Linked DNA regions of Mus musculus: all the other regions are linked to region 1. A link is a contact called in ENCODE Hi-C or POLR2A ChIA-PET data. All regions are on one chromosome and are shown on one strand. The core of a region is the stretch at or near the end of the contact, and the rest is flanking DNA. Distances in the headings are between cores, read along the strand shown. Region 1 holds the start of Asl (argininosuccinate lyase). Region 2 holds the start of Psph (phosphoserine phosphatase). Region 3 holds the start of Chchd2 (coiled-coil-helix-coiled-coil-helix domain containing 2).

Evidence for each region. Hi-C counts contacts between places; a loop is a spot of excess contacts on that map. ChIA-PET counts read pairs that join two places held with the same protein, here RNA polymerase II (POLR2A).
Region 2: POLR2A ChIA-PET joins it to region 1 with 10 read pairs in Patski. The contact joins the promoter of Psph here to the promoter of Asl in region 1. A Hi-C loop is called at or near these places in 1 of 37 maps with a recorded cell type or tissue (T-helper 17 cell). POLR2A ChIA-PET finds 5 or more read pairs at or near these places in 3 of 5 experiments (Patski and embryonic stem cell).
Region 3: POLR2A ChIA-PET joins it to region 1 with 22 read pairs in Patski. The contact joins the promoter of Chchd2 here to the promoter of Asl in region 1. POLR2A ChIA-PET finds 5 or more read pairs at or near these places in 3 of 5 experiments (Patski and embryonic stem cell).

The regions. Positions count from the first base shown.
Region 1 is chr5:130,022,639-130,026,212 of GRCm38, forward strand. It overlaps Asl (argininosuccinate lyase), which reads right to left and starts at 1,743. Exons shown (of 17, transcript NM_133768.5): 1 at 1,656-1,743; 2 at 1,404-1,458. The coding sequence starts at 1,415. Gm40334 (a long non-coding RNA gene) reads right to left here. Exons shown (of 3, transcript XR_868562.1): 2 at 3,159-3,384; 3 at 2,490-2,556.
Region 2 is chr5:129,785,602-129,789,175 of GRCm38, forward strand. It overlaps Psph (phosphoserine phosphatase), which reads right to left and starts at 1,652. Exons shown (of 8, transcript NM_133900.4): 1 at 1,354-1,652. Cct6a (chaperonin containing Tcp1, subunit 6a (zeta)) reads left to right here and starts at 1,755. Exons shown (of 13, transcript NM_009838.2): 1 at 1,755-1,974; 2 at 2,633-2,696; 3 at 3,452-3,574. The coding sequence starts at 1,838.
Region 3 is chr5:129,885,714-129,889,287 of GRCm38, forward strand. It overlaps Chchd2 (coiled-coil-helix-coiled-coil-helix domain containing 2), which reads right to left and starts at 1,757. Exons shown (of 4, transcript NM_024166.6): 1 at 1,485-1,757. The coding sequence starts at 1,534.

The DNA of each region.
Region 1 (3,574 bases), core at 493-2,992:
GATGAGCTACGAGGAAGGAGGTGAGTTGCCAGCTAACGAAGACCAGAAGGGACCACACATGCAGGCATCTGCTTCCCTACAGCCTCCATTCCCTAAGAGTTCAGAGCTATGACTCTGAGATCCATTCCTTACAGGTGAAGCCCAATAGCTGTCATCATTCCATTTACCAGCTAAACCAACCAAGCCCACGGGAGACCTATATCTTGCACACCTTTCACTAAATAGGAAGACAAGCCAGGGATTCCTGGCCCAGAGGAGAGGACAGCGACACCCTAGGGAGTCACTGGGGCCACGGAGAGAGGTCCCTCCCTCCTGGCCGGTTCTATATGATGGACCTCAAGGACAATTTAGGGACTCAAGTTTTCCTATACATGGGAACAAGCGAATAGGAGGAGAGAGTTATCCTATTGGGTGGGGCCTGACAAGAGGATGTGGGGTGAAAAGCGGTATGTAAGGAAGATGAGGTAGCTAACTGGGTAAAGGCCCTTGCTGCCAAGCCTGTTGAAAAGAGAATCCACTCCCACATTTTGTCCTCTGATCACCACATGTATGAGAGCTCACATGGACATACTTATGTACGAACAAACAATGCTAAAAAAAAAAAAAAAAAAAAAAAAAAGTGGAAAGCTTTCATGTGGTAGGTCACACCCGGAATCTGAACACTCAGCAGGTGGATGCAGGTGACTTGTCAGACGCTTAAGGCCAGTCTGAGTAGAGGTGAATTCCAGTCTAGCCTGGGCTAAAAGTTAGCCACTGTCTCAAAGAAAGAAAAACAGGGGCTGGAGAGCCGGGCTCAGCCAGTAAGAGCATGGAGGTTTGGTCTTCACCCACATGGTGGCTCTCAAACATCTGTAACTCCATTCCTTTAGATCCCACATAGGGAGTAGCCAGCCCCGGGGTTCACAGACGTCTATACATGCAGGCAAAACATCCATACAAATATACATTTTAAAATAATTCTTTAAAAAGGGAAAACGCAGGGCTCAGTGGCTCATACCTTTAATCCCAGCGCTCTGGGAGGCAGAAGCAGGTGGATCTCTGAGGTCGAGGCCAGCCTGGTCTACAGAGCGAGTTCCAGGATTACACATGGGAACCCTGTCTCAAAAAACAAACGAGAAAAAAAAAAAAAACTACAAAACAACAACAACAAAAACAAAAAAAAACGGGGAAAACCGCCCGACATAGTGGCCAATAGTGAGATCATTACATAAGCCACTAGGTGGCGCTGGATGGGCAGATAACGACGCGGACATCCCTGAGTCTACGTGAAGCCAGTCTTTGGAAGTGTGGTCGGGAATTTCAGGATCACTGCAGGTCTGTGTGGCAGGAGATGGCCCCCATACGCGGTTAAACCCGACTGGTTCCTCCCCGCTCCTTTGCAAGGTCCCCTCAGTCCTACACACCTCTGATGCCATGTTGGGCGGTTCCTCCTCCTCCTGGAGCTTCTGTCTTACGAATCTGGAAGACAAGACCACACTGACCAACTCGGCTCGGGAGGTCTACGGGGCAGGGACGGAGTTGGGACACCTGCTCGGCTTGCAGGACGTGGGCAGCACTCAGCAAGCGCACCACAGACTTCGCGTTCCTTCTTGTTTGTTCCCTCTGTCCCACGTTCCCTGGACCTAGTGGATCAAGACACTCAGGGACCAGGTTACCTTCTGGTCTCTCCTGGCTTTTTCTGGTCCGGATGGCGTCCGCTGCCCCTCTGTCTTGTCCCCGCCTCCTGGAAGAGTAGAGCCAATTGGGAGAGGTGGGTGTGACTCATCAATCACGCTTATGGGCGGGACCACCTCTGGCTAAGCTACTAGCAGCAGGAAGAGGTGATTTCCAGGGAGTCAGCACTAGTTGTACTGAGGTTCAAGCACACAAAACCTTTGCTGAGGTGAAGACAGACGACAGGTTTGTCATCCCTGCAGCACCCGGGAGGCTGAGGCAGGAAGATTGCTGGAGGTTCCAGGCCTGGGTTGCAGATGAACCTGTTTCAAAACCGTTTCAGCACTTGGGAGGCAGAGGCCGGCCGGGGTGGGGAGTGGGGGGTAGGGGTAGGGGGCTTGGGGGTGGGCAACAGGGACTAAAGAGTGAGACCTTGTCTTAAAGTAGGGGGCAGAGGTAAATCATGCTAAATCAGGTATGGTTTTGTATGCCGGTTATACCAGTACTCTGGAGGCTGAGGCAAAAGGCTTGCTTCAGGTTCCAGGCCAATACAGACTACTAATGAAGCATGGTGGTATACGCCAGTAGTCCTGGCTTTCGGGAGATTGATGGAGGAGGGTCAGAAGTTCTAGGTCATCCTGAGCTGCATAAGCCAGCTCAAGGTAGCCTGGGTTATGGAATTAAAAAAAAAAAAAAAAAAAGAAAGAAAAAAAAAGGCTGGCAGTCAGGCTGTGGAAAGATATCTGCTAAATGCTAAGTTACCTGTGATAACTGTTAGCACATACCTGCGATCGCAGCAGTCGGGAGCCTGAGGTAGGAATGTCAAGACTTTGAATCCAGGGCTTAGAGAGATGGCTCAGCACAAGAGCTAGCCTTGAAAGGTTGGCCAGCTGAGTTCGATCCCTGGAAATCATATAGAAGGTCGGCTGTGGGACTCATCTGTGGTCTCAGTATTTCTACTCAAGACGGGCGAGAAGACTAGAGGAATGTGGGGGCCAGCTAGTCTGGAACTTGGAGCAGTGACAAATATAAGAGAGGCCCTGCCTCAATAAGGGGAAAGGCAAGAATGGACCCCAAAGGGTTGTTCTCCAACCTCTACACATGTTCTGTGGCAAGTGGTGCACACCTCCCCTCCCCCACCCCCAAATAAATGCCTACCTAAAGAAAAGATGGATCCAGTGAGGTGCCTCAATGGGTAAAGGTGCTTATTGTCAAATCTTACAATCTGATTTTGATCCCAGGACCCACATAGTGGAAAGAGAGAATGACTTCACCAAATTGTCCTCTACACTCTATGCATATGCATGATACATACACATGCATGCATACTACATACATAAATGTACAAAAAAAAAGGACAAACCTCCCCCCCAAAGTTGGGATGTAGTCCAGTTGGTATTCTTTAGAGAGTCTAGAAAGGGATTCTAACGGGCAATTGAGGGTTAAAACTCAGGGCTTCCTTCAGTCTATCACGTTCATTCTCAAAGCAGGAGGTCTGGGCTTACCTTGAATCAGCACAAGAACATGGCTGGAAGAGTGGGCAGCGGCCACTGTGGAGACCAGGTGTGTCATGATAGACCTCCAATCATGGAGGATGCGTGTATGTATGTGCATTATGTATGTGCCTGATACCAGTGGCAGTCAGAGGAGCACGTGGGCATCCATGGAACTGGAGTTACAGACGACAGTGAGCCTCTGTATTCGGCAAGCTGGAAACTGAAACTGGATTCTCTGCAAGAGCAACACATCCTCTTAACCCCGGAGCCATCCCTACAGCCCCTTATGGACTATGGACGTTTTTAATCACCAACAGACCAGAGATGCTAGAGATAGCCAAGATGGGACTGGGAACATTCGAGGAGCATGCTCAGTAGTTGCTAGAATGTCTGTATCACACAATGCAGGACTTTAATCAAACTTC
Region 2 (3,574 bases), core at 402-2,901, 240 kb before region 1:
TAAGAGCACTGGCTGCTCTTCTAGAGGCCCTGCATATAACTCTCAACATCTAACATGGCAGCTCACAACTACAGCCCTATAGGATCTGATGCCCTCTTCTGGTAAGCAGATATACATGCAGACAGAACACCTATATACATTAGATAAACAAACAAACAAACAAGAGGTAGGTAGAGGCAGGAGGATCAGGAGTTCAAGGCTAGCCTTGTCTGCATAGTGAGACCCTGTCACAAAAACAAAACAAACCACAAACAAACAAAAAGCAGCTCCAATATATTCTTGGCTAATGTTTTAAGGACTTTTATATTAAGTAAACACGAGTCTTCTTCATGCCTCGTTATCATCTGCACAGCTTTTGTGGTTTTCAAACCTACAACTCCACTTGAAAACATTACACTAGCATACTTACTGCAGCCAGAAGAGCAGAGGTTTGGGAATAACTAAATGTCAGCCATGTGACTGGTTGTTTCTCTTTCCTTTTTAAATTTCCTGTATTCAGGACCTTTGTACCGGTTAAACCGGCACTCATCCTCTGAGCTACATACCCTATAGTTCTGTTTTCTTTAGACAGGGTCTTCCTATGTAGCCACGGCTGGCCTGGAACTTGCTATGCAGACCAGGCTGGCCTTGAACTCACAGAGATCTGCTTGCCTCCCGTGTTGTGACTATGCCTGGCTCTGTATAGTAGAAGAATAAGAATTTTTCTTTCCTATCAAAATGGCAAAGCCTTCAGTATATATAGCTCAGTGGAATACGTCCAATGGCATTACGAGTTGTCATCTGTGTGGAGAAGTGATTCATATTCATATACATGTTTAAAAATTCAGTACGTATCTATATGTTAAGTGCTCAACATACAGACAGGAAAAACACTTATACGCTTAATATTATTTTCTTTTTAAAAAAATGTTTAAAAGAATGCTTTCAAAGACTGGGCACCACTGTCCAGCCATTAGTTGTTAGTTTTTAGCAGGCTTAGTAGCTCATACCACTTTGGAAGTTGAAGCAGGACTGCTACGAGTTAGAATACCAGTCCGTGTTAGACAGTTCGTGGTCTAGCTGGGACATAGAATGAAACAAGGATTACTATTTGTTTCATTATTTTAAAAAAATTAAAACAAAATCCATTTTAGTTTTCAAGCTGCCTCAATGACCTGGGCCCTAAGAACAGACTGATCCTGAGTCTCCTCAACGCCCATCGCACCACTCCTAAAGCCATCTAGTACTTTCTACCTAGCGTAGTCCTCCCGTCAACCTCCGGGGTCTTAAAACGACCAGGGTACAGGGGAAGGCTCCATTTTCTGTGCTCCCCAATTTACGGATAAAACAGGCAAGGAAAAAAAAAAAATGAACCTGGGAAATCTCGCGAGAGTGTGAGGGAAGCATCCCGGAGTCCAGTAGCTAGAGACACCCTGCAACTAGAGGCCGACGCCTCTGCTTCCTGTCACACCCAGTCGAGTGCAGAGGCCGAAGCATCCCTCACACACGACCTGCAGGGCTTTTCCTGCACCGCGGAGCCGCGCAGCCTCCACGCTGCAAACTCTTAAAAGCGCCGAACCGTGACGCTGGGGGGCGAGCACAACGGAACCTTAAGATCCAGAGTGCCGATGACGGGAGAACCAGTTTCTCAGATGCGCAATGACGTCGCAACTGGGCGTGGTGGGCGGGTCTTAGAGAGACCAGCGTTGGATTAAGCCAATCAGCGGGCGGCAGGAGGGTCGCCACCCAATGGAGGTGCTCTGTGGGCACGCCGGGGGCGGGCCGGGTGCGTAAGACTTTTCGAGAAGACCCCGCAGAGAGCACGTTGTTCTCGGCCTCTCCCGGAGCTAGGCCAGCCATGGCGGCGGTAAAGACCCTAAATCCGAAGGCCGAGGTGGCCCGGGCCCAGGCAGCGCTGGCGGTGAACATCAGCGCGGCTCGGGGCCTGCAGGATGTTCTGAGGACCAACTTGGGGCCTAAGGGCACCATGAAGATGTAAGCCCGGGCTGGCGGGAGGGCGGGCCTGGCGGCTCGATGGCCGCAAACTCGAGTCGCTGCCTCCAGGCCTTCGCGCTAGCGTTTTCTTTCTCCCATGTCTGGGCTGCATCCCATCCAAACCCCCCGAATCCGCGCCTTTCGGGGTTGGCATTTGCACCTATTTCTTATAGAGGAAGAGAGTGGCGTGTGCAACCTTCCCGAACCCAGCCCCGGGCCCCGAGTTTACTGGGATGTAGGAGTAAAGTCCAAATTTCAGGGGATCTGTTTTTGTTACCTCGTTAGCTAGCAAATGAATAAAGTTCACTGAGACATAGCGCTTGGATTTTTTTTTAATTAGTCTTAATTCACTCTCTTTTCTCGCCTCTCGTATCCGTTCCTCAAATTGCGGTTGCTTTGGAGTCGTATATTTCATAGCCTCCTTTGGTTCCCTTTACACCTCATTCTTTTTTGTGGGAATTTTCTTTATGTATTTAGTTGAGATCGGGTCTGACTGATAAGTTACGGCTTGTCTGGAACTCCCTGTGATTCACTTGCCTTCAAGAGGGGATGGGGGATATACATTACCTCCCCTTGGCTGCTTTGTGGAATTCTTACTTGTTTTGTTTTAATTAGAAAAAGTCACATCCTTGCTCATCAATTCCTTCCCATTTGGCAGGCTTGTATCTGGTGCTGGAGACATCAAACTTACTAAAGATGGCAATGTGCTGCTTCATGAAATGGTAAGAGGCTGCCGGGCTGGGTTTAAAAAAAAATTTTTTTTTTTGACCTCTTGCTCCATTTGAGGTGAATAAAATTCTTCATCAGGTCATCATGTCTTTCAGGCAGAAATATAGGAAGTGCTTTAGTGGGTGAGGAACTCTGTCAAATGTGACACATGTGTTTGGATCCTTGGGTTTTTTGTTTGTTTTGGGGGGGTCTACTTTGTAGTCTGGGCTAAAATAAAAAATTGTATAAAAGAATATTGTTATCTCTACTTTAGCTAAATATTGTACCACATAGCTATAATCCCGGCACTCAGCCAGATCTCTTGAGTTCAAAACCAGGTAGAGCTACATAAGCATAGTGAGACCTTGTCTCAAAAACAGGGCAATGGGAAAGAAAACCAAAAAATAAATGCTCATCTTTCCACTCAACTGCAGGAGAAATGAAAATCTTACTTTTGTTTGTTTAAGATAAATCTCACTGTGCAGCCCTGCTTGGCCTCAAACTGGGATTAAAGCTATGCCTCTCACACCGGGCTGTCTTATAGTTATTATTTTTGTCCCAGGGATCATATTAAATTGACCCAACTACCCATTTCCCTCACTTTCAGGTCCTATAGTTCAAACCCTAGTAAAGGGGATGGCTTGAAATCCAAGCAAAATGTAGCCAGCAGTACTGTGCAGTCTTAGTGGAAGGCATTGAAAGAAGCCTGTCCATGTTGTACCCTAGGTAATGGTTTAAGTCATTTAAATAGTTCTTTTTCTACCTACAGCAAATTCAACACCCAACAGCCTCTTTGATAGCAAAAGTGGCTACAGCCCAGGATGACATAACTGGCGATGGCACTACATCCAATGTCCTCATCATCGGGGAGCTGCTCAAACAGGCGGACCTG
Region 3 (3,574 bases), core at 507-3,006, 140 kb before region 1:
TTCCAGGACAGCCAGAGCTGCACAGAAAAATCCTGCCTCAAAAATAAATAAATAAATCAAGAAAGGTTTGGGCTGGAGAGATGGCTCAGGAGTTAAGAGCACAGACTGCTCTTCTAAAGGTCCTGAGTTCAATTCCCAGCAACCACATGGTGGCTCACAACCACCTGTGTACTCCTCATATACATAAAATAAAAATTTTTAAAGATTTATTTTATACATAAGTACACTGTAGCTGTCTTCAGACACCCCAGAAGAGGGCATCTGACCTCATTACAGATGGTTGTGAGCCACCATGTGATTGCCAGGACTTGAACTCAGGACCTTCCAAAGAACAGTCAGTGCTCTTACCTGCTGAGCCATCTCGCCAGCCCATAAAATAAACTAAGAAAAAAAAAATCTTAAAAAAAAAAAAAAAAGTGGGGGCCGGGTTAGGGTGCCGTGGGCAAGGTCTGGTAGCCCATACCTTTAATCCCAGTCCTTGGGAGGCAGAGGCGGGCAGCCTCTTTGGAGTTCAAGGCCAGCCAGGGCCATAGTGAAAACCCCTTTCAAGGAAACAACAAACCACCACGCCAATCCAAAAAGAAAAATCTAGGGAAAGTGACCTGCCTGAGCTGCAACTTTGACTCATATTTTTGGGGGGGTTCTGGACAGGAATCTCTCTATGGGTAGCCTTGCTAGCCTTGAACTGGTTGCAACCCCCGCTTGCCTTCCGGGAGAAGGAGGCACAAGGGACTATCTTGATGACAGATGACGCATGCGCTACAACATGCACTCCCGAGGTTCACTCCCAGTATGAGCACAATTTTAGTTTTCTACGATTTTATTACCCCAAGGAGGGACCTCAGAATCTGGACTGGGGGGAGGGGTGTCAACAATTTCCTATTTGTTTTTTAGGTCGGCCGGCAAGGTAGCTCAATAGATCGTTTACCACAAAATGGTAGACATCTTGGACCCAAGTGATGGAAAGACATAGCTTTAAATTTTCGGCCCTCTACACACAGCCCGCAATTTTCTTTGTTTCTTTTTCCTTAAAAAAATAAATAAATAAAAGAAAAGAAAATCTTTAAAGCCGGCAATCCCAGCCCTAAGGAAGCGGAGTCAGGAAAATCAAGGAAGGCCAAGCGAGGCCATAAAGTTCAAGGCTAACCTGAGACTCAAAAACGCAGTGAGTAGAACAAAGAAAATACAAAAACCACCCCACCCCCACCCCTGGCCAAGAGTTTACCACGCATCTTTCTTTCCTCGCCTCCTTGTATACTACGCCCTCGACAGCCCTTCCCCCAGCCTGTCTAGGGAAAAGGTCACGTTTCAGAGTCCTCTCCCCGAGTGCACCGACCATGTCCCTGTTCTCAGGAAGTCCGCCCCACCAGCGGATCCCTTCCCGACCGCTCGCTCCGTCTCTTCACCGGTCGCCTTCGCAGCCCTCAGGCTACAGAACCTTGCCCTGGCGGCCCGCGCTCGGTTCCCGGCCCCGAGGGTCTCACCTGGCCGGAGGAGTCACCCGGGAAGTGCGGCTTCGGCTTCCACGCGGCATCCTAACTGCTCGAAGTCTCACCGATCAGCGAAGACAAACTGCGAAACGTACAGAAGCGTCCAGCAATTTCTACCAAGGAGAGAGGAAGGGTGGAGGCGGTACCTCACCGGGCAACCAATAAGAAATCAGGAAAAGCTCGGGCGCTAAAGGTTATTGGACAAAGGAGATATCAGTAATGGGCAGAGCCTGGACTCAGCGTCCTAGGCCCGGAAGTTACGAAGTTGGCGAGGAGGAGCTAAGGCTAACCGGAAGTTCCTGGGGTTGCACTCTCAAATTTTGTCCTCCGATTCAATGGTGGAGGTTAGGTTTTTGCTTCCGATGGCCGGCTGGCCTACTCCACAACCTGACTGACCTTGATTTTCACTGTCTCCTGCCTTAGCCTCTCAAGTAAACTGGATTAGGGGCTTACTGGGGTCTGCTCTTGGGCTGTTTACTTAACCCTTCTCTGTTTTGTTTTGGGACAATGCCTCCGGTAACGGATGTTGCCTTGGATCTCGCTGTTCTCACGTCTCAGCCTCCTAGTACTGGTCACGCAGGAAAAACTCTGTTTTTCTGTTATAAAGAATTTACTAATAAACGTGTTTGGAAATATTAAATTACATAAGCAGAATTTCGCTAAAGGAGCTCTGCTCCCAACATGTCTGGAAGATAGTGAACTAGCCGAGCTTATTAGAAACTATGAAAAAGGGGCTGATGAGATGGCTCAGCGGAGAAGAGCACTGACTGCTCTTCAAAAGATCCGGAGTTCAAATCCCAGCAACCACAAAGTGGCTCACAACCACCCATAACGAGATTTGACACCCTCTTCTGGTGTGTCTGAAGACAACTACAGTGTACTTACATATAATAAATAAATAAATCTTAAAAAAAAAAGAAACTATGAGAAAGAAAATTCTGTACATAATTCAAGTTTCTGTTGCAGAGAAATTTTCTGCTCATATTTACCAAGGCTCGTCTTCAATTAAGCGCTATTTCCATAATAAAAGAAGACCATCCTGACTTAATACTAGCCAGTAAGATCATCTGCATATCAAAGAACAGGCCTCTAAAGCTGTTGTCCTCAACCTGTGGGTTTCAGACTGTGATTTAGGGACTGAGTTACTGCTCTTTTCCACGTAAGACTGCTCAAATGCAGAGATGCCCACATTCCAGTATCCAGAACTGTATAAAAGGGTTGCAGCATTAGGAAAGTTGAGAATCATTGAATCTAGAAGTCTCCTCAACTGTGGCCACAGAGGCTTGTGGTCCCATAAGCTCTCACCACAGAGGATGTTGGTGACCTGAGCCCATTGATTGGCAGAGATATCTGCAGTGTCAATCCATGATGCTTCCTGGAAAACACTCTTGTCCTCGTAATGTGGATGAAGACCATTCCTACACATTGCCCATGAGGTCATATAGTCCTACAGAGTAGCAGTAGGCCATCTGATGGAGAAACAGGGGACTCTCCTCCCCACCAAATGCCCAGGGGAATGGGGGAAGAGTTTTCCTCTGCCACCTTGTCAGGCACTGTGTATGAAAGGAGATCTTATCATAGTTGTTCTGTGGCAGTGGGAAAGCGATCACTGGTGACAGTCCGTGAAAACCATTTTCAGCTCTGTTACCCCTGGGGAACTATCTGTGACAAGGACAATGGAAGTCAAAGAGTTATCAGCCTGTCCCAAGGATGTGCACCTGTCTGTCCAGAGGAAAACCATGAAAGATCTTGAGAGAGAGTGAAAAATAGAGAACTTGCCCCATTGTTCCAGGATGCCAGGTGTTTGCAGTTTTTGCCAGGTGTTTTCGGTTTTTGCCTTTATAAACCCCTAAACCCCTCACCCCTTGAGCTCATGTTCAACTCCTCTACCCCTGCGTGGGATACAAGTCGTCCCCAGTGCACTGGTCTTTCCCGAATAAACCTCTTGCAGTTTGCATCAAGACCGTTACTCATAGCCGGGTGGTGGTGGCACACGCCTTTAATCTCAGCACTTGGGAGGCAGAGGCAGGCGGATTTCTGAGTTCGAGGCCAGCCTAGTCTACAAAGTAAGTTCCAGGACAGCC